Regions from separate parts of the Homo sapiens genome. Here region 2 is linked to region 1. A link is a loop called in an ENCODE intact Hi-C map of the cell type or tissue named here. Cell type or tissue: B cell. All regions are shown on one strand. Each heading gives the region's core, and the rest is flanking DNA. Links, peaks and the distances in the headings are about the cores only.

Region 1 (16,050 bases), core at 5,147-13,146:
GCAGGCAGGCTTTATCAGACACACCCTTTCTGCCTGCATAGCAACATGTGAGTCCCAGATCTCAAATATGCCATGGAAGGGGAGGTTCTCGTTTTATAGCCCATATGCTGGGTGTCTCCCCATTTCACAGATGAGGAAACAGAGGCTTTAAGAGGTTTAAGTATGTTTCGCAAAGTCATTTGGCCAGTAAGTGATGGAGCCAGAAGTCAACCTCAATGACAGAAACTTTGCCAACATTTTAGTCTATCTCCACAATGGCAATAAGAGAAGCAAGTTATCTTCCCAGGAAATTTAAGTGATTTGGTTTTATTCCTGCTAGGGACTTCAGTTCCCTCCGCTTCATGCCATCATTTGAAAATAATAACCAAGCCTTAAAACTACAAGATGTAATTAGAGAGCTGGACACTGGCTGGAGGAATGGTTTCCGTGCCAGGCCCTACCTAGACTGGATTTGTGAGACTAGGAGGGGAGAGGCTGGGCAATATTTTACTAGTCAAGGGCCTGGTCCTTGACTAATAAGGTCATAGCCTTGCAGAGGGAGACACGCATTCATGGGAAGCGTCTGTCCTCCAAGCCTGAGGAGTGAGGGCCACAGCTGGGTGCAGGCGGCCCTCAGAGAGGCTTTATGGAACTGGCAGCATCTCACCTGTGCCTCGAAGAATGAGCAGGGCATATAGAAAAGTGGGCTGGAGGCCAGGTGCAGTGGCTCATGTCTGTAATCCCAGCACTTTGAGAGGCCGAGGCGGGTGGGTCACAAGTGAGGAGTTTGAGACCAGCCTGGTCAGCATGGTGAAACCCCGTCTCTACTAAAAATACAAAAATTAACCAGGCATGGTGGCGGGTGCCTATAATCCCAGCTACTTGGGAGGCTGAGGCAGGAGAATTGCTTGAACCTGGGAGGCAGAGGTTGCAGTGAGCCAAAATTGCACCACTGCAGTCCAGCCTGGGCAACAAAGTGAGACTCTGCCTCAGGAAAAAAAAAAAAAAAAAAAAGAAAGAAAGAAAGAAAGAAAAATGGGCTAGAGAGAGAGCATCCTAGTCAGAGAGAGAGCATCCTAGACAGAGGGAGAGCATCCTCAAGGGCCCCAAGTGTGGAAGACACCTGTGTGGGCAACAGCCAGGGGTTCAGTGCAGCTGAAACAAAAGTACAAGGGGAGCTGGTGAGAGGAGAGGTGGGTGCAGGGAGGGAGTAGCTGCCCCCAGTGTCAGGCTAAGGAGTTCGGCTTTTAAAATTAGTCCAATGTCTAGCATACAGCAGGTGCTCAGGAAAGCTGGAGACAGAGAGTCATCAGTTAGTTTGGGGACATGGAAGTGGGTAGGCGGTCCCTTGGCTGCAAAGCTCCCGGGTAGACAGTCCCTTGGCTGCAGAGCTTGGAGCTGCTAGTGACCCAGGAGACTACGTCTGATGTGAAATGAAATTGAAAGTCGAGCAGAGAGTCTGGCTAAGACCTTCTAAGAGGCGGAAAATGATGTGGAGGCAGGGAGAGGGAACCAGGCCCCCAGAGTCAGAATAGGCAGCAGGAAGGACATAAGGCCTGCTGCTTACGGATCTCTCATCTCTGTCCACAGTCACATTTGGCAAAGGTACCTCCACGTCGCAGGAGTGCAGCCACGGACGCTTTCACAGTGTGCTCAGCCGCTCAGCTGCAGGCATGGGGCCAGCCCTCTAGGCTATATACCTCTTGAGGGTGGGGTCTGTGGCTTGTTCAGAGCCTGGCCCTTAGCAGGTCCTGAAGAAGTAACTGTGGAATTCTTTACTAGATAAGCTCAGATGTGCCAAGATGATAAGACAAAGGCCCCTTCCCAAAAACACTCCCATGACTGAGGCCAAGCCCACATGAATCTCCTAAGTTTATCTTGGGTAATGCCAGGGCCAGGACACATAGGTGAGTTTCACAATGGGAGCCTGCGTTTCCATTCCATTCCCCTCACAGAGTTGGGGTGGGCTGGGCTTGGCTGTATTCACCAACAGTCCCTATGGACTTCTCCCAGATGAGGACCCCTCCCAGCTTCTGGAGATTCTGTGGCAGACATAATACAAGCCCATCCAGGAGGCATAAGGCGACATCTCCCGAGCCCTACGTGCTGGTCTAGGGAGCAACACCCTCTCTGCAAGACATCTTTAGGCTCTCTGGAGTACATGAACACAGGTGAGTCATCCTTTTACAGTCACAGGCTGAGAGGGTGCAGCCCTGGTGAGATTCTGACTTGTAGCTAATGTGCACTAAAAGCAGCTCTTGGGAATTTCTGAGACCAGCCAGAAATCAATGGTGACAATAAAGCATTTACACTTTTGAGCAGAGTTACCTCATCTCAACTTCGATTCCTTGATTCCTTCTGCATGGAATTATGGCCAAATCCCAGTGGTTAGTTCTCAAAATTAGCAAATTAGTCTATAGGCAACGTTAGCACCACCCAATAGAGAAAGCCTAATCCTTCCTATTCAACCCATGCCCAAATACCAGCTCCGGAGGTGGCACGGACTAGCAGAGGATGTGGGAGGCACCCTTACTGTTATGGACAGCATGTATGGCCCCCACCCAAATTTACATGTTGATGTCTACATTAGTCTGTTCTCACACTGCTATAAAGACATACCTGAGATTGGGTTGATTTATGTAGAAAAGAGGTTTAATAGACCCACAGTTCTGCAGACTGTACAGGAAGCATGGCCAGGAGGCCTCAGAAAACTCACAATCATGGTGGAAGGTGTAGGGGAAGCAAGCACATCTGCACATGGCAGCAGGAGAGAGAGTGAGAGAGAGAGTGAGAGAGAGAGTGAGAACAAAAGAGAGAGAGCACAAGAAGGGGGAAGCACTACACACTTTTAAACAACTGGATCTCATGAGGACTCATTCACTATCACGAGAAGAGCAAGAGGGAAGTCTGCCCCCATGATTCAATCACCTCCCACCCAGCCCCTCCTCTAACACATGGGGATTACAATTCAATATGAGATTTGGGTGGGGACACACAGCCAAACCATATCAACGTCCTAACCTCCAGTGGGATGGTATTCGGGGGATTTGGGGGAGTTATTAGGTCATGAGGGTGGGGCTCTCATTATGGGATTAGTGCCCTTATGAGAGACATGAGAGAGCTTGCCTCACCTCTCCCTACCTCTGCTCTCTCCATCATAAGAGGATACAAGACGGCCATCTGCAAACCAGGAAGTAGGCCCTCACCACATACCTGATCTGCCAGCACCTTGATCTTGGACTTCCCAGCCTAAAGAACTGTGAGCAATAAATTCTGTTGTTTATAAGCTACCTAATCTATGGTGTTTATTACAGTAGCCTGAACTAAGACACTTGGTAAGATTCATCTATACAGTCAGGGCACTTTTACTCTTTACCTTGAAAGTCCAGTCAAAAGCCAAATTCCAGTGCAAGAATAGTCCAACACTCCCCTTCCGGCTCTAACAGATGATAGGTCCAGATACACTGTGTTACGTGGCTCTGAAACAATTCCAAATACTTGCATAGTTTGCTACGTGAGTGTCATATGTTTTTCTATGATAAGAACTTGGAGTGAACTCTCCTTCCCCTTGAGAGAAAATGTTACATCATCAAATCTTATAAGACCCCGTATATGACCTCAACTACTGGGCTTCAAATTACGTATAAACTCAAGGCTTTGACATTCTAAGACCTCAGGCTATGGCAGGGCTACACTGCCAGCCACCTCTCTCAGGTGGCAAGTTTATGCCAAAATGAGGCCACACTCTTAACCGCCTCTTCAAAGACCGAGAGCTCAGTGGGGTCACACTCCATTAGCCTTTGAGCAAATCTCAGAACCCTTGCCAGCCAGCGCCAGCCAGCCAATGCTCTGGGAATCTAACGTGTTGTCCAGCATCTCCACTGTGTGGGTCATCTCTCCCAATGGCCACCTGTGTAAAGGTACCCCTCACACTTTAGTTAGACTTTACTTCCCACAGAGGGCTGCTTCCCGCCTAATTGAGCGACTAGACTCTAGTAATTTTGGAAGCCACTCACTCCATGGCTAATGCATTCCCTGAGAGAATTGTTCTCATTATTCTGCCCCTTTTTAGGCATTGTGAACCAAAGGAAAACAAAATCTCTTTGTGTAGCAATAAACCACGTGATTCATGTAATCACAACTTTGATTATCTCCTTATTTCAACCATAGAGAACACGATGCTGACCCCAGCGGTTATTTCTGACCCCAAATATGTAAGCCCTCCACAGCCTCTCTCCCCTGCCTTGGTTCCCTCCCCAGTCTCTCCTCTTCCGACCCTCCCTGCTCCACCACATCAAGCTTAGGTTTGCTGGTGTCTCCCGAGGCCTGGGACAGCCCTGGGTCACACTTGTTGTCCTAGTGCCCCCTCCCCAACCTTTGTTATCAAACGTGTTCTAGTTTAAACAATATATGAATGGTAACTATTTCTCATGATGTTTATCTTTACTTACTATGGTGGGCAGGCAGATCTAGAAAATGGAGTCTTCGGTGGCAGGGTCTCATTCAGACTGCTCACACTTTGGTTCCCCCTCTCCTTCCTTTTCTTCCAATTTTATCCCTCCTTTTGTCCCTGAAGGAACTTACCTTAGCTGGCAAAGACACCAAAATGTATCCTATGAGAACCGTAAGCCTGCTGTAGGTGTACCACAAATTCAGCTATAAGTTTTCTATTAGTCAACTGAAAAAAGGGGCCACCTAATTAGTTGTACAGAAGGAAAAAATAAGTTATCCAGGAGAAATACAACTATTCCTGACTGTAGACCATTTTCAGATGGGCCATCAAAGAGGCCACTTTGTGATGCCATTAGCAATGCCCTCAATGGCACCGCCGAGCAGGCAGCCGGGGCTGGGGCTGGGGTGCGTATGCACGCTGGGGTCTTCATGCGGCCAGCCCGCCCAGGCTTGCTTGGGAGGCAGCGCCGAACAGGGAGGATGGTGAAGTGGGAAGCAGTGAGGATATACCTGCCACATCACGCCCAGGCTGCTCCCTTCCCTCCTTCTCTCTCTTCCCTTTGGATTTCTCTCCCTCCATTCCTCCCTGGCCAGGCCTTCAACCTCCCAAAAGCATCTTCGGGCACCGAGAGGAGTTTAAAGATGCTCTTATACACATTCGACCTCTCAGACAATTAAAGTAATTGCACCTCTAAAAATGGTGAGTCTGGGGATCTTTTCATTTTCTTTCAAAATTGCATTTCTGGACACGAATTATGCTTGGCCTTGACATTTAGTTATTAGCTAAATCTGAGGTTAGGTAGAGAAACATTTGATGGAATTTTCAATTACCAATAAAAATCAGCTATTTCAAGTAACAGGAGAAAATGTTGGGAAAAAACAAAGTTGGAGTGCCCCTAAACAAAACTCTAGGGGTCAGTTCCCAAGAGCAGCCAACCAAAGCCTTGCGGGGTGCAGCCCACGGTGGGAGCATTTGGCCAGTTTTTTGCCTCAATGATCCTTTAAACCAGAGGTCTCAACCTGGCCATTCTTGGGCTCAGTCTGGTGCACAGATGTGGTTTTTTGGCCAGCAGATTGTCTGCTTAATTGTCGATATTTTGAAATCAGAAGCTTTTACGTTAACAACACAGAGTTCCGGCTTCTTTTGAAAAGAAAACAAATCAGAACATCTGGTAACACTGGGCCCACATTCACACAAAACAAAACACAGAACCATCAGAAACACTAGCCAGGAGCCAGGGCACAGAAGGGTTTTCAATCAACTGCTTTCCTTTCCTCTCTTCTACAATCCATTTTTAAATTGTAAAAACGTGTCTTACTTCCTGGAGGCATTTACCTGAAATTAAACTGCTGCAGGCTGTACCCTCAGTTTCTGAATCACATATGGGCTCTTCTTGTACCTGTTGCAGTATGTTACATTTACTAGATGATCACCTTTTCTTTTGAGAGCTAACCAAATGTTCTCTCATTATATATATATATATAGATAGATATATATAGATATAGATATATATAGATATAGATATAGATATATATATAGATATATATAGATATAGATATATATATATATATATTTATTTTTTATTTTTATTTTTTTTTTGAGATGGACTCTTGCTGTCATCCAGGCTGGAGTGCAAGGGCGAGATCTTGGCTCACTGCAACCTCTGCTTCCAGGTTCAAGCAATTCTCCTGCTCAGACTCCCAAGTAGCTGGGATTACAGGCACCCGCCACCACGCCCAGCTGATTTTTGTATTTTTATTAGAGACGGGGTTTCACTATGTTGGCCAGGCTGGTCTCAAACTCCTGACCTTAAGTGATCCACCTGCCTGGGCCTCCCAAAGTGCTAGGATTACAGGCATGAGCCACCGTGCCTGGCCAACCGCCCACTCCACTCCATCTCGAGTGTGATATGGCATGTGGACCGGGGACTGGGCCTCTTCTAATCTGATCGGTGCAAATGGCTGGCTAATCACATGCCATCCAGGTATTCCTGGGGTTGATTTGTGGGTTTTTTCATCCACAAATCTCTCCCAGATTCTGGCTGGCAAAGGGGGTCAAACGGTTCCTCCTTTTTTTTTGAGACACAGTCTTGCCCTATCGCCCAGGCTGGAATGCAATGGTGCAATCTCGGCTCACTGCAACCTCCGCCTCCCGGGTTCAAGTGATTCTCCTGCCTCAGCCTCCCGAGTAGCTGGGATTAAAGGCACGTGCCACCACACTTGGCAAATTTTTTGTATCTTTAGTAGGGACGGGGTTTCACCACATTGGGCAGGCTGGTCTCGAACTCCTGACCCCGTGATCCGCCCGCCTCAGCCTCCCAAAGTGCTGGGATTACAGGTGTGAGCCACTGTGCCCGGCCAAACAGTTCCTCCTTTCTGTTTCAGTTTCCCCTGCACCAAAAGGGCCTCAAGGATTCTACTACTCCTTTTATGCAGAAGTGTGTTTCCTTGATCCTCTGTGTGATGCCTTTAACCTTGGGCAGCAGCTAAAAGGGTGTGAGATGTGAGTAGAAAAGTGGCCCGCAAGACCAAGGTCACACTCCGTACCCCTCCTAAACCCTGCCAACATCTTGGCAGGAAGGTACCGGCAGAAGAAATAGGGGTGCCTTTTCTCTGCTCTGGTTATTCTTTGTAAATAATATGATTCACCCTTATGTCTCTACCTTGCTTAGACGCAATCTTCCAGGCTCTCTGAAAGCTGAATACCAATGAGCTGCAATTATACATCATCAGGAACATGAAAGTCCTGTTCACTGCTACCCAAGTGAAGAGCTAGAATTATCCTGCTTTCTTTAGAGTTCCAAGTTCGTGATCCTTGGGCCGGTCAACATAGGATGGTCCTAGCAGCAAAGGAAAGGATTTCCATGCAGAGACTGGGCTTGATTTTATTGAGAGAAGCAGCGGGCTTGTTTGTGTTTGTTTTTTTAACAGAGCCAAGGAAGATCAAGTGGAAGCCACGTGAATGGGCACCTCACTCCACGGTTACCAGCATTGATGGGGCCCTGCGAGCATCTCTGTGAAGCCACATGAACGGGCACATCACTCCACGGTGACTGGCACTGATGGGGCCCTGCGAGCATCTCTGTGAAGTCACATGAACGGGCACCTCACTCCACGGTGACTGGCACTGATGGGGCCCTGCGAGCATCTCTGTGAAGCCACATGAATGGGCACCTCACTCCACGGTGACCGGCACTGATGGGGCCCTGCGAGCATCTCTGTGAAGCCACATGAACGGGCACCTCACTCCACGGTGACCGGCATTGATGGGGCCCTGCGAGCATCTCTGTGAAGTCACATGAACGGGCACCTCACTCCACGGTGACCGGCACTGATGGGGCCCTGCGAGCATCTCTGTGACTTCACATTTCTGAAAGTCCATAGAATCCACCAGCCTCATAATGAGCGCTCGTCTACAGACGCAAGGACACCGCAGACATCCAGGCAAATCACGACATACTACGCCAATTCTGGCTCAGCTTCCTCTTTTACAAACAGTGATAGAGCAGTCCCCAAAAGGCAGACGGCTGGGTTCCTGGATCAAAACACTCCTTTGGGCAGCTCCTTGATGCTGGAGTCAATTCTGCTACCATGAAATAGAAGATCACAGGGGTTCTCTATGATCAACAGTAAGCAGCTCATTTAAAGAAGTCACCTAAGGCAGGAGGAGGAGACAGATGTTCAATTCAACCCCAGGCTCAGATTAAAAGTTTGATATTTCTATAAGAGCCAATTCTGCTGCTACCCTGGAAGCAGAGGGATGGGAACTTCAGATCCGTTTCACTTAGGAACCCACAGAAGAAATGCAGTCCTGTGGCTGAAGTCTGCACCTGAGATGGCCATGGAGCCATATAGAAATTCCCTTCATGTGGGGCTGGTCACGCTCAGCTCAGTCCTTTCCACACGTGGTTTGTTACAGAAGGTCCCTCTTGTACACATGCCACTGGGATTCAACTGTGCTATTTTGCTTTTTTTCCCCAGGAAGATGCTTACAGATAAGCCTTTCTGCTGCCTGGATTACAAATAAGGTTCTTTCAATGCGATGATGTTTATTTGGCATAGGAAACAGATTGCAGCAATGCAACAAAGCACACAGTCCTGCGGGCCCATCATCCGCCGCTGTGCCTCCACTGTAGCCCTGTCCAGACCCACGTCCCACTGCAAGCTCCTGGAGGACAGGGTCTGGTTTCTCTCTACTGCATAGCCAAACCCTCGGCAAATGCCTGCCCAGTGAGCTTTCTATTCGGGCACAGAGTTTGGTCTATCCCAAGAGCACTCTTAGAGGCTACGCCTGCATTGCAAAGCCAAACACCACTCCGAGAGACTTTTCAGAGGAAAGAAGGGAATGTGATACCCACTTCTTAGCATTTTGAAGGCAGAACTCCATTTTTGTTTGTTTGGTTTCTTTTTTTAGAGACAGGGTCTCGCTATGTTGCCCAGGCTGGAGTGCATGGCTAGTCACAGGCGTAATCCCATTACTAATCAGCACAGGAGTTTTAACCTGCTTCATTTCCAGCCTGGGCTGCTTCATCCCTTCCTAGGCAACTTGGTGGTCCCCCGTTCCCAGGAGGTCACCAAGTTGATGCCAAACTTAGTGCAGACACCCACAGAATTCCTGGGCTTAAGTGACCCCCCTGCCTCAGCCTTCCAAGTAGCTGGAACTACAGGTGCAGGCTACCATGCCCAGCTGAAGGCAGAATATTAAGCTGAGGGAGAGGTGAGCCACTCAGTAAAATTTACAGTTCCTACAGCAAAAAGTCTATGTATCTTGTCCATGGGATATCTCTAAACAGCAGTACTGACTCAGTGTTGACACCGCAGGCATTTGCGTTTTCATTAAGTTTTATCTACCCTATCTCCCTCACGTTATATCTTCCTTGAAAGCAAGAGGCATGTCTTCTACTTCGTAATTCCTCATGGGACCAATCCTATGGCTCACACACACAATGAGCCAAATAAAAAACTGAGAATAGGCTGGGCATGGTGACTCACACCTGTAATCCCAGCACTTTGGGAAGCCCAGGCAGGTGGATCACCTGAGGTCAGGAGTTCGAGACCAGCCTGGCCAACATGATGAAACCCTGTCTCTACTAAAAATACAAAAATTAGCCAGGCATGGTGGTCAGCGCCTGTAATCTCAGCTACTTGGGAGGCTGAGGCAGGAGAATCGCTTGAACCCGGGAGGCGGAGGTTGCAGTGAGCCAAGATCACACCACTGCACTCCAGCCTGGGCGACAAGAAAGAAACTATGTCTCAAACAAACAAACTGAGAATAACAAACTTTCCCATGGACTGTCTTTACAAACAAAAACTGAATGTGAAAGTAACTTCTCTAAGACCAGTAATGGGACTACAGAGCCTGACTTAGCAGCTGGCCAGCACCGCGGAGGAAACGCCCTCTGACTACACATCTGTTCCTGCATTCACTCAACAAACATCGAAGTGCCTGGCATTGGTCTGCACGGCATAAACAGAACAGAAGGGCTGCCTCCCAGTCCCACCCCTTCCACGCATTCACTTCCTCACTCATTCTTTCAGGAGACACCTGTGTCAGGCACGACGTGGTGAACTTTTAAAAACGGATTCAGTAGTACCAAAATACTCATAATGTGCAGACAGACAAAAGAACTGGAAGGAGTCGTGTTTTCAGACACAGGAAGCTTTTCACGTGCTCCACCTGGACCTCATCTCTCAGCCTCACACTCCGATCTTCAGCAGCCCCCGCTATGCGCCCGAGTCTTGGGACGTCATCCCGGAGCTCCTAGCCTGCCCGGGAGGCAGAGCCATCAGGTAAGAGACGGTCACAATGACAGCAACACAATCCCGCTTGGGTTCTCTGTACAGAGTTTTCCTTTTAAAATACCTTTTCCACTGATGTTATTTAAAAATAACAACCTCAGAGTAGACTTCTGATCTCTACCACAGGGCAGGTACATCCCTCCCTTTTTATGAGTAATTCCTGCAGGGGTTATAGCACGGCCTCCAGGTCACACGGGCTACACAAAAACACTTAGCCCAGTTTTCTAACTCCCAGGGAGTGAAGGAATCACTATTTTAAAAGGTGGCAAGCTTTTTTCTCCTTTACTCAGATTTAACTCTGATAGAAACTGACAGGCTCAATCTTGGTTAATTTTTTTTTTTTAAACACGAGAACAAGGTTCAAGAAATTCATCTTCAGGTGTCAGAGAGACGAAAAGAACCCAATAGCTTTTATCTTCAAGTCCTACATTTATGCATCTCGTAATGAGGGTGATGGCTGGTTCCCTTACAACGGAGGGCTTCATGCCTAGTGAACAACGGACCTGAATTTATATCAGCCATAAAGCCTTCCAGACGTGACGGTCACGCTAACATCCTGACATGAGGCAATCTGCAGAGAGATGGAAAGTGTGCTTGGCTAGAGGTTAGTGCTGCCTCTCTCTATTTTCTTCCCTTGTACCAACTGATTTCAGACTGAGGAACTTGAAGACAGAGTGACACTATGAGCTCATATAACTCTCCTCAGCTCTAAACTCGGCCACAGCAGATGTGTTTTTAAGAAACTAATAGACTGAAAATGACATTTACAGACGAAATGCTGTGACGACTGAGATTCGTTTCAAAATAATCAGGGGAAGAGGAAAAGTGGGTGGGAGGAGACATAAAACAAAGATTGGCTAAGGGCTGATAGTTATTGAGGCTGCATGGATATTATAATATTGGGGCATCCAGAAATATTACATGATGCTTTCTACTTTTGTATATGTTGAAAGGTTTTCATAGTAAAAAGAAAAATCATACCAAGAGACCAGCAACATTTATCAAAGAAGGCTGACTTAGGTATAAGGATGGTCAAGATACACTGTTAAGTGAACAAAAAAAGATGTACAAAGGTATAGAGAGTTTATTTACATATACACACACACACCCCCTGATAAAAATATAGAAAATTTCTGGAAAAATAATAACCTCCATATGCTATTCAAAACAAAAATGTATCACTTTTTAATGATGAGTTTTAGATAACAATTGTTTTCATCCGATGGGGGGGCAACAGGAGGAAAGGGCATAGTCGGCTTGAAAATGAGATAAACATCTCCATGGGCCAGGAACAGAACAGAAACCATATTGGAGATCAGGGCTAGAGCCATGGCTGGAACCTGGAAGCAAGCAAAGGGCCAGATGTTCACCCTCTGTGCAGCGTAGCAGGGACCAAACACCCCACGCACGGGGGAAAGTGGAAGCCAGGCTCAGTGAAACAGGGAGTGGGGGCTGCCTCGGGCACAGTCCTCGGTCTCTCCCCCTGTCCTCGTCCCTTCCTCCTCTGCTGCAACTATACTGCAATCTACATTCGTCCCTCCCCCCATCTTTGATCCCCTGGTTTCCAATATTCTCTGGGATATTAAAATGTTCTTCACTATTGCGGACTAGTTATTTTCTCTTTGTAATACTGTCTGTTTCTGTTTTGCAAATACCTTACAATGTTTAGGGTAAAGCCATAAAAACTGGTCTGTATAGATAAGACACTATTAATAAATGTATGATGGTAATTTCCGCAGAAGCGGGAAGGAGGGAAACACAGTACCAACACCCTAGCTAGCTGCGAGGAAGCCGGGAGATAACATATCCAGCGTTTTTGTCTTCCATAATAGGAGGCAGGCTTCTATGGCAGAGAATTCCCAAATTCTAGGAAAGGGGTTAAGATGCTGAGAAGCCAAAAGATGAGCAATAATTTTGCTAAGTTGTCAGCAGCCCCAACCGTACATATAAGGAAACTGAGGCTGAGGTTAAGTGACTTCCCTAGGTTCACAGAACTTATCAGTGGCCAAGCTGGGACTGTGGATAACGCTGCCACCACCACCCAGGAGTGCTGCTCGTGCTAGGCACCATAAATACATTATCTGATTCAATCTCCCTCAACTCTGCCACATATAGTGTTATAATCTCCATTTCTCATGAGCTAAAGAGACTAAGGCTCAGAGACGTCAAGAGACTTGCCCAAGGTCACACAGCAACTGAGTGGTAGAGGTAGTCAGTCCACACCCTCCCTTCTTCCCTCTGTGCTGGCGCTCACTCCCTCCCCAACACTCCCCTGGGAGCCCAGCACCAGTCCTTGGAGTGGGATGACGCAGCCTGCAGAGAAGCTTTCCTTCCGAGCGTCTGGAAGAACCCGAGGCTGGCACAGCACCATCAGCAAATAAAACCATGTGACTTAAAAAGGTGAACGAGCGGACATGATTAAAATACTTAACACAAAAGCGAATTCCCGCCTGGTGGCATGTTATCAGCAGCTGACAGGAATAGCCTGCCGCTTCCTCCTCAGGGTGGGCCGGGGCTCACACAGCACACGGCTGCCCGCAGAGCCTGGGGAGAATGAAACCGGAAGCCTATGCCGCCACCAACAAGCTCCCATTCAGAGGATCCTCAGGCGGCCAGCTCCACAAAGTGACCATAACAAAGGGCCACAGCCCACATACGCACACACTCACACACATATGCACACTCTCACACACTCACATACACACACACTCACACATACGCACACTCTCTCACACACTCTCACACACACACACACTCTCTCCCTCTCCCTCTCCCTCTCTCTCTCTCCATCACTCCAGGGTCAGCAGGAGCCCTGAAGCCTGAAGCCAAGCCATGACCAGGCCTCCTGGTCCCAGTGGCCTCCCCAAATGACCCAGTCCACAGTTGGGCTTCCTAACTCTACAGAGTGGTGACCTCAAGCCTGGAGCCTCACAGAGACCTTGAGGGCTGCCTCCCACCCCCTCCCTCTCTTACCCTGGTTTCCCTGCAAGCTCCCCTTCCGTCCCCTTTGTTCCTGTTCACTCCAGGATCTTGTAGGAGAGCCAGATCACCTGCTGCTGCTAAAAAGGGAAGTTTTACAATCGTGGGTAGAGGTGGGCAGCCAGATTTAGGAAAAAAGCGGGATATCTGTTAAAATTTAAATTTCAGGGTCAGGTGTGGTGGCTCATACCTGTCATCCCAGTACTTTGGGAGGCTGAGGCGGGCGGATCACTTGAGGTCAGCAGTTCGAGACCAGCCTGGCCAACATGGCTACTAATAACACAAAAATTAGTCAGGAGTGGTGGCTCTGCCTGCAGTCCCAGCTACTCGGGAGGCTGAGGCAGGAGAACTTCTTGAACCTGGGAGGCGGTGGCTGCAGTGAGTCAAGGTTGTGCCACTGCACTCCAGCCTGGGCAACAGAGAGAGACTCTGTCTTTAAAAAATAAAAAAATTAAAAAAATTTAAATTTCAATATACAATAAACAATAAACAATTATTTAGTATAAATAATTGTTTAGATAAACAATAAACAATTATTTAGTATAAATAAACGATTATTTATAAACAATAAACAATAACAATTATTTAGTATAAGTATGTCCTGTGCAATATTTGGGACATATTTAACATACAAAACACTTATTTGTTATTTATGTGAAGTTCCATTTAATTGGGTGCCCTGTATTTTAAATGGCAACCCTATATGCCTGGGGGAGGGATTGATTAGGAGAAGCCCAGAGGAACAAAGCGACTGGTAAAGAAAACACAAAAGAGGAGTGAAGATTAAGGGAGGGAGGGAGGGAGGGAGTGACGGAGGGGAAATGCTCTTTAATGAGGGTCTCTCTCACAACAGAAACTTCCACTATTACTTCATTTGAGTTCTCCAGTAATTCTCTGTGTTAGAGATATGTATCCCACTTACAGACCAAACAACAGAGGGTCAGAGAATCCAGTGACTCACAAAGTGTCACATGGGGAATTCACTTCTGAGTACGACCGAATGCTATTTCCTCCACATCAAGCTTCTTCGCCTGCTGCCACACCTTTAGAATTGTTATAGGCTGCACATAAAGAGGGCACAGCCGTTTACTTTTCTAATACTTTCATGAGGAAACAAATTCAAAATGGCACATCTTTACAAAATACAGTTGTCTATCTTTTAGATTCTCCTCTTGGCCCCTTATCCCAACTAAACACATCACCACTGAGGACCTGTCCAGGGGTTTAGCTCCTGATGAAGAGACAGAGAAAAGGTCAGAGAAAGGAAGGGTGACGCTCCATCCAAGATGACTACAGCGCTATGATTTCCAGATGGGGAAGGTCACGGATGCTGGACGCAACAGAATCTCAACAGGGACCCGAGAGAGAGAGGCTCCTCTCTCCCTACACTAATATCCCACGATCCCTGTGTCACTTTCCAGAACACACTGTCAGTTCCATGGACCTAGGATTATAAAATCCTGTAAGATTTATACAGAAAATATAAAAATCTGGGGAGGGGGAACTGTGAAACAATGTGAAAAAAACTATTTGTCAAATGGACAGTGGGGAATAACTTCTCCTCCCGCACCTCCTCCAAGCTTCTAACAACACTCATGGCACACAATACAGAGGAGACTGCCATAAAAATGACTTAAAATGTGCCCTTTTGAGGTAAAGTAACTATGGGACAAGTGACTATAAAAATGACACAGCTGGGGAGATCCAAATCTATTCCTGCTCAGCAAGTTTCCAGATTAAAATGTGTCTGCTTACCTAGTCAAGATTTGGTTTTGTGCTGTTTTGTGTTTAAATTTTCCTTTCATATAGATGCTAGCATGTTCTTCTTAAAATAAAACACTTGTCCACCTCACTCCCCTCTCTGGGGAGACCCCTTGGTGGTCAGAGCCCACTGCCAGTTCCATGGAAGTCCCAGGCAGGGGCAAGAGGGGACCTCTGTGGGAAGCAGTCTGACGGCCGCAGCAATGGCCAAGCCCAAGGGCCGAGACCGCCTGCTCAAGAGAAAGGCGGGCTGCGCTGTCCCTGCTTCCTCTCTCCCCTTCCATTCCCATCCTCTTCCTTCTCTCAGCCTCCCCACCCTAGCCCCACTGCCAGCCAGGTGAACACTCCAAAGCAGCAGATAATTAATGCCGGATCTCCCAGGTCCCCAGAGGTCCCCAGTCTTCTTGTGAAAGAAGGCAAAAAACATGCTCAATTCCTTGTCGGCCAGCCAGTACCAAGCCATTCCCAGCCCCAGCATGAGACTGCAAACGTTACAAGGCAATTCCCCAGAGCCAGCGGGGCACGCGGCAGGCAGTGCAGGGCTGTCATCTGCAGACTCCATTATTAAAGGTCTCTGGAAACATTTCAGCTGAGGGGTGGAGGGAGGGAGCATGAAAAGGAGTATAAGTCTCTGTTGATTTTTGAGTGCCCAGGCCCTGCAAACGCCATTCTTCAGACTCTGCTGCAGCGGAGGTCTCATGGTTATCATAGTACATAATGAAAATTAAAGATGCTCAGGGTTAGAAAAACTCAGTTTCATTTCGAATCTAAAATCTTTCAGAGCTTTCTTTCAGGAAGTCCAGATAATTAAACTGATTTTAAGTTGCACTGTTTATAAAATCCTAGATCTACAGAAAATACAAATTCTGGCCAATCCTGTCTAAGCACGATGGGTTTCCAAGTTTCCATTTATATCACATGAGAAGATTCCAAAGCAGGCCTTGAAGGCATTGGCGCTGTAACTGCATTTAATACTTAGCCCAGTTTAAACACCCCATGACGTCAGTTCTCCCCGATCCCTGAAGAGCTCACCAGCAGACAGGCAACTTCCAGACGGAGGGAGGACAATGAGGGTCCGAA
Region 2 (16,050 bases), core at 2,507-10,506, 61 kb after region 1:
TCCTCCCCTCCATCCGCACAGGAAACCAAGAGCTAACCGACAACTAAGACTAGACAGGGCCGGGCGCGGTGGCTCACACCTGTAATCTCAGCACTTTGGGAGGCCAAGGTGGGCGGATCATGAGGTCAGAAGTTCAAGACCAGCCTGACCAACATGGAGAAACCCCGTCTCTACTAAAAATACAAAAATTAGCCAGGTGTGGTGGTGTGCACCTGTAATCCCAGCCACTCAGGAGGCTGAGGCAGGAGAATTGCTTGAACCTGGGAGGTGGAGGTTGCAGTGAGCCGAGATCGTGCCACTGCACTCCTGCCTGGGCAACAGAGTGAGACTCCGTCTCAAAAAAAAAGAGTAGACAAGGACTGACGGAGGCCAACTTCAGACTTGGTCTCTGGAGCACTGAACCCCACTTTGCTCCAGTGTTGTCAGAACAAAGAACTATAGAGACACTGTCCCCCAGTCACACAGAAACAAAAGATACCAACATTGAGAACTAATCCCAAAACAGACAATGGAATAGGGCAGAGATTGCAATATTATCTTAAAGAGACCAACTAGGTCCCTGGCCAAAAAAAAAAAAAAAAAAACTGACAGTAACCTGATAGAATAATTAACAAATCTAAAAACGTGTCAATCCAAAGATGAACAGAACCTCAAAACCACATGCTGTCCAATATTATCCAGTAGAGAGAAGACTTGGCCATAAGCTTTAGAACATTCTGGTTCCTCTACCCACCATCTTTCTTCAGCTTTCACTGCCACATATAAAGACTGCCATGTCTACCAGCAGCCCCAGAAGGTGAAAATCTGGGACCCCTAAGAATACTTGTTGATTTGGGGTCCACAAGCCCAAGCTAAGAGGATATCTTGAGACTATCCGATGCATAGTTTCCAGTCCTCTGTATCCAGAGATAGCCACTTAGGTCATCTTGGAAGAAGAATTATTTTAGATAAATTCAGAGAAGATAGTAGGCCATAACTATTCTTAAGGACAAGAGTAGTTCATTTCTCTGTTAGCACACTACAATTCACAATGTAGAAATCACAAGATAATTTTTTTTAATAATCTTGGAATGAAGCCTTTTCTAGGTGTGACACAAAATCTAAAAGTCACAAGATAGACCTGACAACACAAATTAAAAAAAGAAATTTTGTATAGATGGGCTCTCACTATGTTGTCCAGACTGGGCTTGAACTCCTGGCCTCAAGCAATCCTACTGCCTCGGCCTCCCAAAGTGCTGGCATTACAGGTGTGAGCCACCACACCTGCCCACAACACAAATTTTTTAAAAACCTTCATAGAAAAAAAGTTAAAAGACTGCAAAAAAAAAATGTTTTCAACGTATTTCAGGGACAAAAATGCTTATTTCCTTAACAAATACAGAGCTCCTTGAAATTACTAAACATCAACAACCCAATAGAAAAATGGGCTAAGGGCATAAAGAGTTCATAGAAAAGAAATTCAGTGATTCTTACCATATGAAAGGAGATCCAATTTCACTCAAAAGAAAGGAAAGAAAACTTAATATTCTATAATGATATATATTTCACCTATCAAATTGGCCTGTACCCACCCCTTCACCTCACTGAAAATCCCTGGGGGCCCACATATCCTTCAAGACAGCAGCAGACCCCATGCCACCCCCAGGCTTGGGACTGACAGCAGTGCAGAGAAGGAACATGCAGGCACCAGAGAAAACCCACAAAAGAAGTGAATCGAACATTAACATCTCCCTCTGTAAAACACAAAGAACAGAGCTCTAGCCACCACTCAGGCCTTTAAAGTAAGGAGCAAATGGCCTGACAGACACATTCTCTCCACTGTGTCAGTGTCTCTCCAGCAGGATTCCTCCGCCCAGTGTTTTTGCCATTGGCCTATTATTTATTCCTCACAGCCCCTTGGAGCAGTGTGCTGGGACTGTCATCCTCCATGCTGATGGGGCTGTGAGGCCAGGCACTGCTGTGCTTCTTGTCTGAGGTCATCAAGCAACTTGGGGACACATTAGTCAAGTCAGCCCCCGGAACAGAGGCTGAGACGAAGGTGGGGGCATCAGTTGACAGCTCAGCAAGGGAGAAGAAAGGCTGATAACCAACTGAGGAAATGACGGTCATGTCAGACACAGCCCTAAAGGAGGCGGCGAGGCAAGTGCTTTTAAAAAGCCTCAGGTTTTTGCTTCTAATAGAGCTTAGAATTCACCACACATAGTGTTAGAGAAAACTATCATTGGCCGGGCACAGTGGCTCACGCCTGGAATCCCAGCATTTTGGGAGGCTGAGGCAGGTGGATCATGAGGTCAGGAGTGCGAGACCAGCCTGGCCAGGATGATGAAACCCCATCTCTACTAAACATACAAAGATTAGCCGGACGTGGTGGCAGACGCCTGTAGTCCCAGCTACTTGGGAGGCTGAGGCAGAAAACTCGCTTGAACCCAGGAGGCAGAGGTTGCAGTGAGCTGAGATTGCACCACTGCACTCCAGCCTGGCGACAGAGCAAGACTCTGTCTCAAAAAAAAAAAAAAGAGAGAGAGAGAGAGAAAACTACCATCATCTTAAGCAAAGCTGGCATGGGTCTGTGGCTAAAAGGTCCTCGCTTTCTCTCTCCCTGACACACACACGCACACACACACACTCACTCTCTCACTCTCTCTCTCTCTCTCTCTCTCTCTCTCAGTGGCATCTTCGTGTTCCAGTCTGAACTGCTGGCCAGCCAGCCAGCCAGGTCAGGGATGAATGACAAGGTGGCCCAGAAGACCAGTCCTGGCAGCCACAGTGGCCGTGCCGAAGCCTGGTCTGTGCAGGGACTGTGGTCTTCATGGGTTGCTCAGGCAACTCAAGTATCTCACTACCCACAACCCGCAATGTGCTGCAGAAGCCAAGACGAACTTCATTAACACGCTTGACCTGTGGCAACCCTCATGACCCAGCAGCCCTGCAGAATCCAGCCAGGCTAGGAAACGCAGGGGCAGACAGTGAATAAATGTCTACAGCCCTCCGCTAAGATTCTGTGACACTGTTTTCAGATACACCCACAAAAAGGAAGCACTAATAGACCCAGCTGGGGACAGTTTATAAAGCAGTTTCACATGCAAGATAATCCCAATCACGCAAGATCATCAGAGCACAAATTTTCCTCCCCAGTTGCGAAGTCAGAAAATAGAGGTGGAGGGAGAGAGGACCTCTGGTTTAGAAGGGACTTGAGAAACACTCAAACATTGCTGTTGGGATTTTGCCAAACTCTGGAAAAGTCTGCCAAACTCTGGCAAATCGCCAAACTCTGGAAAAGTCTGCCAATTTTTTATAAAATGAAACAAGTAACTACCAAAAGACCCAGCTACTGTACTTTCAGGCATTTATATCAGAGAAATAAAAATTTATGTCCATACAACAAAATGCAGCTTTATGCATACTAGCCGCAAACTGGGGACAACCAAGCTGTCCTTAAATGGATGGTTAAGCAAACTGGTATATTCGCATGATGAAATACGACTCAGCAATTAAAAAGTGAATTACTGACACGCAACAACTGGAATGAACCTCTTGAGGATTATGTTGAGAAAAAAGGCCTATCTCAAAAGGTTACATACTTTAGGATTCCATTGATACACATTCTTGAAATACAGAAATGAAGGAGGAAATTAGTGGTTGCTACGGGTCAGAGGAGGTGGGTGTGGCTGTAAAAGGCAGCACGAAGGATCTTTGTGGGGATAAACGTTCTCAGCTTGATGGTATCAAAGTCACTATCCTGGCCGGGCACGGTAGCTCATGCCTGGAATCCCAGCACTGTGGGAGGCCGAGGCGGGTGAATTACCCAAGGTCACGAGTTCAAAACCAGCCTGGGTAACATGATAAAACCCTGTCTCTACTAAAAATACAAAAATTAGCCAAATGTGGTGGCAGGCGACTGTAATATCAGCTACTCGGGAGGCTGAGGCAGGAGAATCGCTTGAACCCAGGAGGTGAAGGTTGCAGTCAGCCGAGATCGTGCCACTGCACTCCAGCCTGGGCAACACAGCAAGGCTCTGTCTCAAAACTAACAGACAACAACAACAAAAACAATATCCTGGTTGTTGTATTTGCTATAGTTTTTGCAAGATGTTACCACTGGGGGAAAGTGGGTAAAGGATCTCTGTATTGCTTCTTACAACCTCATGGTAATCTACAATTATCTTAAAATTTAAAGTTTAATTTTTTTTTTTTTTTTTTTTTGAGAGGGAGTCTCACTCTGTCACCCAGCCTGGAGTGCAGTGGCACGATCTCAGCTCACTGCAAGCTCTGCCTCCCGGGTTCACACCATTCTCCGAGTAGCTGGGACTACAGGCCCCCACCACCACGCCCAGCTAATTTTTTGTATTTTTAGTAGAGACGGGGCTTCACTGTGTTAGCCAGGATGGTGTCAATCTCCTGATCTCGTGATCCACCCGCCTCGGCCTCCCGAAGTGCTACGATTACAGGCGTGAGCCACCACGCACGGCCTAAAGTTTAATTTTGAAAGAGAGAATGGGAAAGACTCAAGAGTCAACCAAATGAAACATGTAGTCAATTCAAGAATGTGAATCCTGCATGGATACTAGATGGCAATAAGGTGATTATTTATTGTTAGTTTTGCTAAATGTAATAAAAATAGCGCATTTAATACAAATAGTACTTTCCAGCCAGTTGCGGTGGCTCACACCTGCAATCCCAGCACTTTGGGAGGTCGCGGTGGGAGGATCACTTGAGGTCAGGAGTTCAGGACCAGCCTAAGCAACATGGTGAAACCCCATCTCTACTAAAAATACAAAAATTAGCCGGGCGTGGTGGCACGTGCCTGTAATCCCAGCTACTCAGGAGGCTGAGGCAGGAGAGTCACTTGAACCTGGAAGGCAGAGGTTGCAGTGAAAGATTTGGCCATTGCACTCCAGCCTGGGTGACAGAGCAAGACTCCGTCTCAAAAAAAAAAAGTACTTTTCTGTTAGAGAGACTTATCAAAATATTTAAAAATAAAATAAGATCTGGTATTTGCTTCTGGGGGAGAAGGCGATGGGTGGGAGTCGAGATGAAAAGGGGCAGGCCATGAGTTGGTAACTACTGAAGCCGGTGATGAGTACACAGGCATTCATTATGCTCTCCTCTCTCCTTCTGTGGATATTTGAAATTTTCCATAATAAAAGGTGGAGGGGGAAAAAAAAAGGCCCACGGAGGATGTTCAGTGCCTCGCCATCAGTAAGAGAGAGAAACAAGGCTTTAACCTGGGTCTTCAGACCCTTCTACCACAGGCTGAGCCAGCCTGGAAGAGCCACGAGGGCAGGTGAGGAGCTGCCCCGGGCAGACTGTGGGATGGCTCGCGGGTCTGAGGAGCGCCTGGGGCATCGGGCCTGCAGGTCCCATGTTGTTGCTCCCTAATCAGCATATGGTGTGCAAAGCAGCCCCACACACAGTTGGTGGCACTGCAGATGGAGGCCACCAGGCCCGGGAGACTCAGCTACATCAGAGATGCCACACGTCTGGCTGGGCAGGAGGGCTCCAGGAAACAGCCAGCCCTGCCCTTCTTCAACAGAGGGTTTGGAGGTTCTCAGGCAACAGGAAAACAGTGACTTTATTCTACTCACCTTGGAAAGTGGGACCGACAGACAGGCCTTCTGTTATGTGCAAGATGTTCTACCTTGTACAAGAGGTGTACACTCTATGGAAAAAAGATAGCCTTGCTCAAATACCACATCCTCCTCAAAGCCTTCCCCAAATTCCTTAGCCAAAGGTGCCGCCTCCTTGGCACTTCACAGCTCTCTCTGTGCTGAGATCCCCTTGTATCAGTTACCTACTGCTGCATAACAAGTTAACCCAAAACTTAGCAGCTGCAAACAACAAATATTTATTTATCTTACAGATAAATAAATAAGCTGTAAGATAAATATGTTATTTATCTGAGACAATTCAGGCAAGCTTAGCCTCTGGCCCACGGGCTGCAATCAAGGTTGGCTAGGGCTCAACTATGTAAAGACTCAATTCCCCTCTCACTCGTGTGGCTGCTGGTGGGCCTCAGATCCTCCCTGGCTGCTGGCCAGAGACATCAGTTCCTCACCATGCAGGCCTCTCCACAGGGCAGCTCATATCATGGCAGCTGAATTCCTCCAGGCAAGGCTCAGAGAGAGAGACAGAAAGTGCCCAAGACAGAAGCAGCAGGCTTTTATAACACAGTCCCAGAGTGACAGGCCATCACTTTTGCCAGATTCTATTCACTAGAAGCATGTCAATAAGTCCAGCCTACATCAAGGGACAGGGACCCACCAGGGCACGACTCCTAGGAGGCAGGGATGACCGGGGGCCGTGTTAGAGGCTGCCCACCACATACCCCAACAGAGGTGGTATTTGGATGACACCTATTCCTTTCTTTTTTGTATGACAGGTGTTTGTACATTTATGTAAATGTCCAATTCCCCAACTAGAAAGTGAAGTTGTGAGGGCAAACCGCACATCTGACTCACATCTGTTCCCCTCCCCTCCTGTGCCTAGCACAGCACAGCATCCAGTCTCGGTGTCAGCTCTATATCTGAGAGTGGCAGTCAGCCCACCTGCCCACTGCCCACACGCCTGCCGAAGAGGCCCAGCTGGCTGCGTGTGGCACCACATGGTCCCACCTGCTCTGGTCCTGGCTGACTGGACCAACCACAACAAAAAAAATGAACAACGTATGACCTGCAGGCTGGCCTATGGGAAAATACCAAGAGACAACGCTCGTGACGGGAAAGTCACAACAAAGGCCATGCAAGCTTCAGTTCTGCAGGAACAGAAAAGCACATTTTTAGAAGGCAGCTGTAGAGAGGAGAAAATAAAGAAGTGTAGACAGAAACAATTATTCCATTAGAGAAAGAGAGAGAAGAAATCACCAAAAGATGGGTCCCAGAGCTACCCCTAATAAACCCTCTGTCACTGAGCTGAGCTGCATGAGTCCCACTTTCTCACGGGGGAGCGAGGTGAGGGAAAAGGAAGGGCAGACAAAGAGCGTCCAGAGTCCCCGGGAGGTCACTGGGCGAGGGCCACGACACCCAGCAGGGGGCTTGCAAGAGGAGTTTCCTTGAGGTTAGCTCCCAAATCAGCTCACAATCAGAAGCTCACTCCCATCCTAGGTGCCGTGAATTCTCCAAATTTCACAGGTCTGTGATTAAGGACTATGACAAACCTTATTATGTGATCAATGATGCTTTAAAAGAAAAAATACTGTACCTGACTCCCCCAACCCAAGACAGAAGGGAAGCCATCGCCCACCTCCCCTTACGTGGCTCACTCGCCTCTCAGGGGGAAGCTATCTCCCAGAGTGTAAGATGCCAGTGGGGTTAGGACAGGAACCGGCTCACCCTGTTAAGAAGCCAGTCCTCACTAGGGCAAGAAGCCTGTATGGAGGACAGACAGAGGAAGTGCAAAAGCCAAGGGTTAAGGCAGAGGAGACCTACGCCAGGTCCCCGGAGACAAGCCGCTCTCAAACTGTCTTGTCATCGAGTGCCACACCCGCTGGACCCCACTCACGTGGTGGAGTCACTCCGCTGCTGCGTGCTCCTGTCCACACAGGGTGGGAATCCTCCTCACCCCCTCGGCCCCATCAAGGGCTTTCAGATTTTACAGAAACGTTCCGGCTCTTGCCATCTCAGCCACATCAGGCCCGACTTAGGACCCTCTGGGACCTTTACAACCCCAGAGGTCAGTGTCAGGCAGCCCCACCGAAGCCGCACACTTGGGCCCTCCTGACAGGCAGAGCCGGTGACAGGGCTCGGGCGAGGCCTTCAAGCCAGAACGGAGAGCTCAGCAAGCCCAGGCAGTGGGACGGCAGAGTGTGGGTCTGAACCAGAGAAAAAGGCTGCAGCACAGGAGGGATGACCGGGGAGCAGCAGGAACGCTGACCAGGAAAACCCGCCAGGCAAGGGGAGGCCGGGCCCACACCCTGCAGCCCACTCTCTCTGGAGGCCCAGCTATCGCCCGGAATATTCCAAAGGCTATCCAGAAGCCAGAGTAAGGGGACAGAAAACGGAAAAGCAGGCCCGAGACTCCGTCCAAGGCGGCTGACCAGCAGGACCTGGCCATCAGCAACTACACACAGGACTTGAGTACAGAAATGAGTCTTCTCCAGCCAGGGACAGTGCACAAAGTTCGGGACAAAGAGAAGACGCTCAGCAGAGTCAGCCCCAGAGGCGGCTTGGCAAACACACCAGAGGGACACACAGGGATCTGACACCATCTGGGCAGCAGCAGCTGCAGTCCAGGCTGAGGCCCCGGCCGCCCGCACACCCTGGCCCAGAATGCCTGCTCGGCCCCTCCCCCAGCCTTCACCCCAAGCCTTCAAGGCTAACCTCTCCTCATCCTCCTCAAAGCTTCCTCTCTGTGCCCTGACAGAACTGACAGCACCTGGTGCATTCTCCGTGCAAACAACCCCCACACCCCGCTGAAGTCAGGACAGGACAGGACGCTGCTCTGCTGACCTCTCGCCTCTTGCTCCCTGTGTGACACCCACTCACTTGGGGTCCCTCCACCAACCGGAAGGTGAGCTCCCCAAGGGCAGGACTGCTGTCGTGCCCCAGTGCCCTGAACACAGTGGGCAGGAGGACGGACTCCTCATGGGTGAGGCGAGGCCCAGAAAAAAGTTGGCTGACGTCCTGGCAAGAAGTAATAAGAGCCAGCTGATGCCTTTGACCGATAGCCAAGAATTTAAAAGAAGATCTTGACAAATTAAAAGACAGAATCTAATGAAGGGGACCAAAACGGGAAATATTACTGTTCAACCAATTTGGCAACTATTTTCATTAGCTTAGAAAGAGCTTCTGGCATTAAATTAGTAGAAAATGGTCTCTACCACGTTACTATTTTTAGCATTTTATGACAAATTTGCTCAGCTGTCCCTCTTCAGAATAAGAGAACCGAAATGCCTCAAATTTGCTCCATAAGAGCTGCCAGAAAATAGTTTTCACTGAAATCACTGGACACATGTTTATACCCTTTGTTCAGTATTTGTTCAGATGTTTTCACTCAGGCAAGTTCCTGAATGTCTGTTTTTTCCTTTGCTTTCTTCCACACCAAGAACCCCTGCTCCTCCCCCCAGCTGAACGCTGACAGTCAAGGGCAGCACCCGCCACAGCAGGAATCAGAGTTCTCCAGGCTTGGGGAACCATCAAGAAATGGCTATCCCACAAATTCAAGCTCCTGGTTGTGACTAACCCTAAGGAGTGTTCAGAGTCCACTGGATTCACCAGAAGCTGCGGGATTCCACCCCCAAAGGTTCTCCAGTGGGGTTCAGAAAAAGGGCAAAGGCAGGCCGGGCATGGTAGCTCACGCCTGTAATCCCAGCACTCTGGGAGGCTGAAGCAGGTGACTCACCTAAGGTGAGGAGTTCGAGACCAGCCTGGCCAACATGGTGAAACCCCGTCTCTACTAAAAATACAAAAATTAGCCGGGCGTGGTGGCTCACGCCTGTAATCCCAGCTACTTGGGAGGCTGAGGCAGGAGAATCGCTTGAACCAGGAGGTGGAGATTGCAGTGAGCCAAGATCGAGCCTCTGCACTCCAGGCTGGGTGACAGAGCAAGACTCCATCTCAAAAGAAGAAAAAGGGCGAAGGCAGTGAGCCAGCTCTGGCAGACTGAGGGGACCCCTAAAATAAAGTAGTTCAAGATAACACCTAACAAAACGGTATTCATTTAATTCATTTGATGAATATTTATTGACTGCCTACTATGTGTCTGTATCGCTCTGGGAACTGGGAACACAGCAGTGAATGAAACACACAGAACTTCCTGCCCCCATGGAGCTTACATCTGGGTGGGGCAGATAGATGATCAAAACAAACAAAAAAAAGCAAAATCCATTCCACATGAGCAGACGATAAGAACTATGAAGAGAAAGAAAGCAAGGAAGGGCCAGGGCCCTTCATCACAGAAGATGAGCACGATTTCACACAGGACGGCCAGGGATGGCCTCATTGCACAAAGATCTGGAGGAGGAGAGGGGGCAAGCCACGGAATGCCACCGGGAAGATCTGGAGGAGGAGAGGGGGCAAGCCACGGAATGCCACCAGGAAGATCTGGAGGAGGAGAGGGGGCAAGCCACAGAATGCCACCAGGAAGATCTGGAGGAGGAAAGGGGGCAAGCCACGGAATGCCACCAGGAAGATCTGGAGGAGGAGAGGGGGCAAGCCACAGAATGCCACCAGGAAGATCTGGAGGAGGAGAGGGGGCAAGCCACAGAATGCCACCGGGAAGATCTGGAGGAGGAGAGGGGGCAAGCCACGGAATGCCATGGGAAGATCTGGAGGAGGAGAGGGGGCAAGCCACGGAATGCCACCGGGAAGATCTGGAGGAGGAGAGGGGGCAAGCCATGGAATGCCACCGGGAGAGTGGCCCAGGTGGAGGGAGCAGGAAGCGGGGGTGGCCACGGTAGGGTGAGTGACAGCACAGTGCAGGCTGAAGCCAGGGCTGCTGGATCCGATGGGATCGGATCCGACAGGATGGGATGCGAGGATCTGCCACTGGGAAGAAAAGGGCCTTGCCCACAGGCTCACAGAAACGTGGTAACGGAGTTAAATTCTGGTCAGCTGCACCTGGTGTGGCCTTTTGGGGACACACAGAACAGGCTGGGTTCCAGTTTCCCAGGACAGCCCTTCAGAAGACAGTGAGTCTTCTGGGGCAGGGTCCCCAAGCCCCATGCGAACAGGTACAGGTCAGTGGCCTGGTAGGAACCCGGCCGCACAGCAGGCGGTGGGAGGCGGGCCAGTGAGCATCACCACCTGGGCTCCACCTCCTGTCAGATCAGCAGCATCAGATTCTCAAAGAAACACAAACCCTACTGTGAACTGCGCATGCGAGGGATCTAGGCTGCATGCTCCTTATGAGACTCTGACGAATGCCTGATGATCTGAGGTGGAACCGTTTCATCCCAAAACCAGCCCCCAACCACCCCTCGGTCCACTGAAAAACTGTCTTCTGTGAAACCAGTCACTGGTGCCACAAAGGCTGAGGACTGCTGTTCTAAGGCGTTTAGGCCCAGTTCCCTTGAGGGTTGATGTTGAGAACCCTCAGTCACCCTCTGGGTTGAGATCCTCTGAAGCCACTTGTTGGTCAGTGCCGCGAGGGCGCTCCACCCATGGTATGCCGCCAGACCCACACCTCCTCTTCAACAACTCCATCCCCGGGGCCCCCACCACAATTCATGATCCACGGAAAGTCCTCCCAATCCCTCTGGGTCCAAGGCAAACCCAAAGCTATTTCAAATCTGGAAGTACAACCAAGTAAGTGAATAATTAAAATGGCACACCCAACGACATGCTCTATTGGCAGGGGACAGGAAAGGCTGGCTGATATGAGGTAGCTTTGGCTGGAAGGTGAGGCTTTCCTGCCCACATCCGCATCCCAACAGAGAGCTACACAAGTGTTATTTATTACGCTAATCTGAGGGCAGCACTTCTTTCTTTCTTTTTTTTTTTTTTTTTTGAGACGGAGCTTCGCTCTTGTTGCCCAGGGTGGAGCACAATGGCACAATCTTGGCTCACCGCAACCTCCACTTCCTGGGTTCAAGTGATTCTCCTGCCTCAGCCTCCCGAGTAGCTGGGATTACAGGCATGCGCCACCATGCCCAGCTAATTTTGTATTTTTAGTAGAGATGGGGTTTCTCCATGTTGGTCGGGCTAGTCTCAAACTCCCAACCTCAGGTGATCCACCTGCCTCAGCCTCCCAAAGTGCTGGGATTACAGGCGTGAGCCACCACGCCCGGCGAGGGCAGCATTTCTTAAAGTGAGTACTGTGGAAAACCCGCTCTCAGAATGTGAATAGGTATTCCTCAAAAAGGCATTCTGTGGTCAATCGTGTGTAAGCGATGTTGGTTACACAAAGCTAAATGTTTTTTACTGCAGTACCTATCAGAGCTTTTGGTTTGCTCCAAAGGGAAAAGTACTAATACTATCTAACACTTACCAAGCATCTCTCGGTATCAGGCCCTGGAACTTTTCACACAGTATCTCAGCCAGTCCTCCCCACCACCCCGGTGAGGCCTACATGGTCACTATTCCCATTTTACAGACAAAGAATGCTGCTCAGAGAAGGCAGGTTTTCACTCACGATCTGTGTTAGGAGTCACGAGGGGTTTAGGCAATACCAGATGTGATTTTGGTTTCTGAAAGCAAAACATTAGGAGCCATCGCAGGTGGGAGATTCAAAAGCCACTGTTACCTGCATCACTGGGGTGGAATGCAGAACTCTCTGGTAAACCAGGTTAGAGAATGTGGCTTAGGCTCAAAGTCTGAGCAAGACCTTAGACTCCTCCAGCCCCGTTTGCCTGAGGGGTAGAGAAGACAGCAGAAAGCAGTGTCCCTTCCCCTCCTCTGCAGAGGTCAGCCCCGTTACAGTTCACTTCTCCTGCCTCAGGGCTAAGAAGAAAATTCCAGAAAGAAGGAAAGCCCCCTCTGTGCATGGGACCATGCTCACTAGTCAACAGGGTCCTGGAATCACATTCTATTCCACCCTCCTATGGGGCAGAATCAGGGAGGGAGGAGGCTCTCCCTCTTCCCTGCATCAGCCAACCAGGATACTAAAGGGCAGAGTGAGACCTCACTCCCAGGCCTGCTGACCCCACCCATGTCCATCCTAAACCAGCCCCCACCCCCGTCAATCCTCAGACCACTTCTTTCTGAAGCAAGCAGGGGCCACAGGGCTAACTATGGGAACCAGCATGCACCGTCAGCCCCTTTCAGTCAGGATCTCAGAGGCTGGAAAACCATCTACATACGGCATCCACAATCGTAGGGGGGCAGTGGCGCCCTTGTGTCTGCTTTCTCCTGGTACTGAGGCTGATGGAGCAGGGGCAGAGAACAGGCTGCCCTGGAATCTCCAATCCTTATCCACTGTACCCCAGGTTCCAGAACGCACGCACATCCCCCTGCAGGAACCCTCCCCTTAGAAACATGTCTGCCTCATGACGGCTAATTAAACATTGATTACTGGTGCTCGCTTCGGCAGCACATATACTAAAATTGGAACGATACAGAGAAGATTAGCATGGCCCCTGCGCAAGGATGACATGCAAATTCGTGAAGCGTTCCATATTTTTGGAAAAAATGTTAAGGGCAGCCAGAGAGAAAGGTCGGGTTACCCTCAAAGGGAAGCCCATCAGACTAACAGCGGATCTCTCGGCAGAAACCCTACAAGCCAGAAGAGAGTGGGGGCCAATATTCAACATTCTTAAAGAAAAGAATTTTCAACCCAGAATTTCATATCCAGCCAAACTAAGCTTCATAAGTGAAGGAGAAATAAAATACTTTACAGACAAGCAAATGCTGAGAGATTTTGTCACCACCAGGCCTGCCCTAAAAGAGTTCCTGAAGGAAGCACTAAACATGGAAAGGAACAACCGGTACCAGCCGCTGCAAAATCATGCCAAAATGTAAAGACCATCGAGACTAGGAAGAAACTCCATCAACTAACGAGCAAAATAACCAGCTAACATCATAATGACAGGATCAAATTCACACATAACAATATTAACTTTAAATGTAAATGGACTAAATGCTCCAATTAAAAGACACAGACTGGCAAATTGGATAAAGAGTCAAGACCCATCAGTGTGCTGTATTCAGGAAACCCATCTCACGTGCAGAGACACACATAGGCTCAAAATAAAAGGATGGAGGAAGATCTACCAAGCCAATGGAAAACAAAAAAAGGCAGGGGTTGCAATCCTAGTCTCTGATAAAACAGACTTTAAACCAACAAAGATCAAAAGAGACAAAGAAGGCCATTACATAATGGTAAAGGGATCAATTCAACAAGAAGAGCTAACTATCCTAAATATATATGCACCCAATACAGGAGCACCAAGATTCATAAAGCAAGTCCTGAGTGACCTACAAAGAGACTTAGACTCCCAAACATTAATAATGGGAGACTTTAACACCCCACTGTCAACATTAGACAGATCAAAGAGACAGAAAGTCAACAAGGATACCCACGAATTGAACTCAGCTCTGCACCAAGCGGACCTAATAGACATCTACAGAACTCTCCACCCCAAATCAACAGAATATACATTTTTTTCAGCACCACACCACATCTATTCCAAACTTGACCACATACTGGGAAGTAAAGCTCTCCTCAGCAAATGTAAAAGAACAGAAATTATAACAAACTATCTCTCAGACCACAGTGCAATCAAACTAGAACTCAGGATTAAGAATCTCACTCAAAACCGCTCAACTACATGGAAACTGAACAACCTGCTCCTGAATGACTACTGGGTACATAACGAAATGAAGGCAGAAATAAAGATGTTCTTTGAAACCAACGAGAACATACCAGAATCTCTGGGACACATTCAAAGCAGTGTGTAGAGGGACATTTATAGCACTAAGTGCCCACAAGAGAAAGCAGGAAAGATCCAAAATTGACACCCTAACATCACAATTGAAAGAACTAGAAAAGCAAGAGCAAACACATTCAAAAGCTAGCAGAAGGCAAGAAATAACTAAAATCAGAGCAGAACTGAAGGAAATAGAGACACAAAAAACCCTTCAAAAAATTAATGAATCCAGGAGCTGGTTTTTTGAAAGGATCAACAAAATTGATAGACCACTAGCAAGACTAATAAAGAAAAAAAGAGAGAAGAATCAAATAGACGCAATAAAAAATGATAAAGGGGATATCACCACCGATCCCACAGAAATACAAACTACCATCAGGGAATACTACAAACACCTCTACGCAAATAAACTAGAAAATCTAGAAGAAATGGATAAATTCCTCGACACATACACTCTCCCAAGACTAAACCAGGAAGAAGTTGAATCTCTGAATAGACCAATAACAGGAGCTGAAATTGTGGCAATAATCAATAGCTTACCAATCAAAAAGAGTCCAGCACCAGATGGATTCACAGCCGAATTCTACCAGAGGTACAAGGAGGAACTGGTACCATTCCTTCTGAAACTATTCCAATCAATAGAAAAAGAGGGAATCCTCCCTAACTCATTTTATGAGGCCAGCATCATTCTGATACCAAAGCCAGGCAGAGACACAACAAAAAAAGAGAATTTTAGACCAATATCCTTGATGAACATTGATGCAAAAATCCTCAATAAAATACTGGCAAAACGAATCCAGCAGCACATCAAAAAGCTTATCCACCATGATCAAGTGGGCTTCATCCCTGGGATGCAAGGCTGGTTCAATATACGCAAATCAATAAATGTAATCCAGCATGTAAACAGAGCCAAAGACAAAAACCACATGATTATCTCAATAGATGCAGAAAAAGCCTTTGATAAAATTCAACAACCCTTCATGCTAAAAACTCTCAATAAATTAGGTATTGATGGGATGTATTTCAAAATAATAAGAGCTATCTATGACAAACCCACAGCCAATATCATACTGAATGGGCAAAAACTGGAAGCATTCCCTTTGAAAACTGGCACAAGACAGGGATGCCCTCTCTCACCACTCCTATTCAACATAGTGTTGGAAGTTCTGGCCAGGGCAATTAGGCAGGAGAAGGAAATAAAGGGTATTCAATTAGGAAAAGAGGAAGTCAAATTGTCCCTGTTTGCAGACGACATGATTGTATATCTAGAAAACCCCATTGTCTCAGCCCAAAATCTCCTTAAGCTGATAAGCAACTTCAGCAAAGTCTCAGGATACAAAATCAATGTACAAAAATCACAAGCATTCTTATACACCAACAACAGACAAACAGAGAGCCAAATCATGAGTGAACTCCCATTCACAATTGCTTCAAAGAGAATAAAATACCTAGGAATCCAACTTACAAGGGATGTGAAGGACCTCTTCAAGGAGAACTACAAACCACTGCTCAAGGAAATAAAAGAGGATACAAACAAATGGAAGAACATGCCATGCTCATGGGTAGGAAGAATCAATATCATGAAAATAGCCATACTGCCCAAGGTAATTTACAGATTCAATGCCATCCCCATCAAGCTACCAATGACTTTCTTCACAGAATTGGAAAAAACTACTTTAAAGTTCATATGGAACCAAAAAAGAGCCCGCATCGCCAAGTCAATCCTAAGCCAAAAGAACAAAGCTGGAGGC

The links. Peaks named below come from ENCODE experiments on the same cell type or tissue, not always from the same donor. Only the 100,000 strongest peaks of a DNase experiment are listed, where the experiment ranks them.
Region 2: a loop joins it to region 1, with 2.7 times the contacts of the local background. A loop is called at or near these places in 15 of 110 quality-filtered maps.

The regions. Positions count from the first base shown.
Region 1 is chr3:195,137,885-195,153,934 of GRCh38, forward strand. The region is part of intron 3 of XXYLT1 (xyloside xylosyltransferase 1); the gene reads right to left. XXYLT1-AS2 (XXYLT1 antisense RNA 2) reads left to right here and starts at 9,987. Exons shown (of 2, transcript NR_102711.1): 1 at 9,987-10,221; 2 at 14,373-14,972. It overlaps LOC105374296 (a long non-coding RNA gene), which reads right to left and starts at 13,426. Exons shown (of 2, transcript XR_001741088.2): 1 at 13,204-13,426; 2 at 11,387-12,774. It also overlaps the pseudogene RN7SL36P. RefSeq lists enhancers at 1,158-1,659, 1,660-2,159, 9,705-9,814, 10,055-10,104, 12,333-12,542 and 2 more. In B cell, for the core only: no CTCF peak of the experiment used is centred there; DNase peaks (open chromatin) are centred at 6,837, 9,887, 10,797, 12,757 and 2 weaker places; H3K4me3 peaks cover 2,842 bases; H3K27ac peaks cover 2,408 bases.
Region 2 is chr3:195,201,840-195,217,889 of GRCh38, forward strand. The region is part of intron 2 of XXYLT1 (xyloside xylosyltransferase 1); the gene reads right to left. It also overlaps the pseudogene RNU6-25P. Among named protein-coding and RNA genes, the nearest start is that of XXYLT1, 61 kb to the right of the region's middle. RefSeq lists enhancers at 4,859-5,386, 5,387-5,912, 9,982-10,563 and a silencer at 10,077-10,250. In B cell, for the core only: no CTCF peak of the experiment used is centred there; DNase peaks (open chromatin) are centred at 2,951 and 6,615.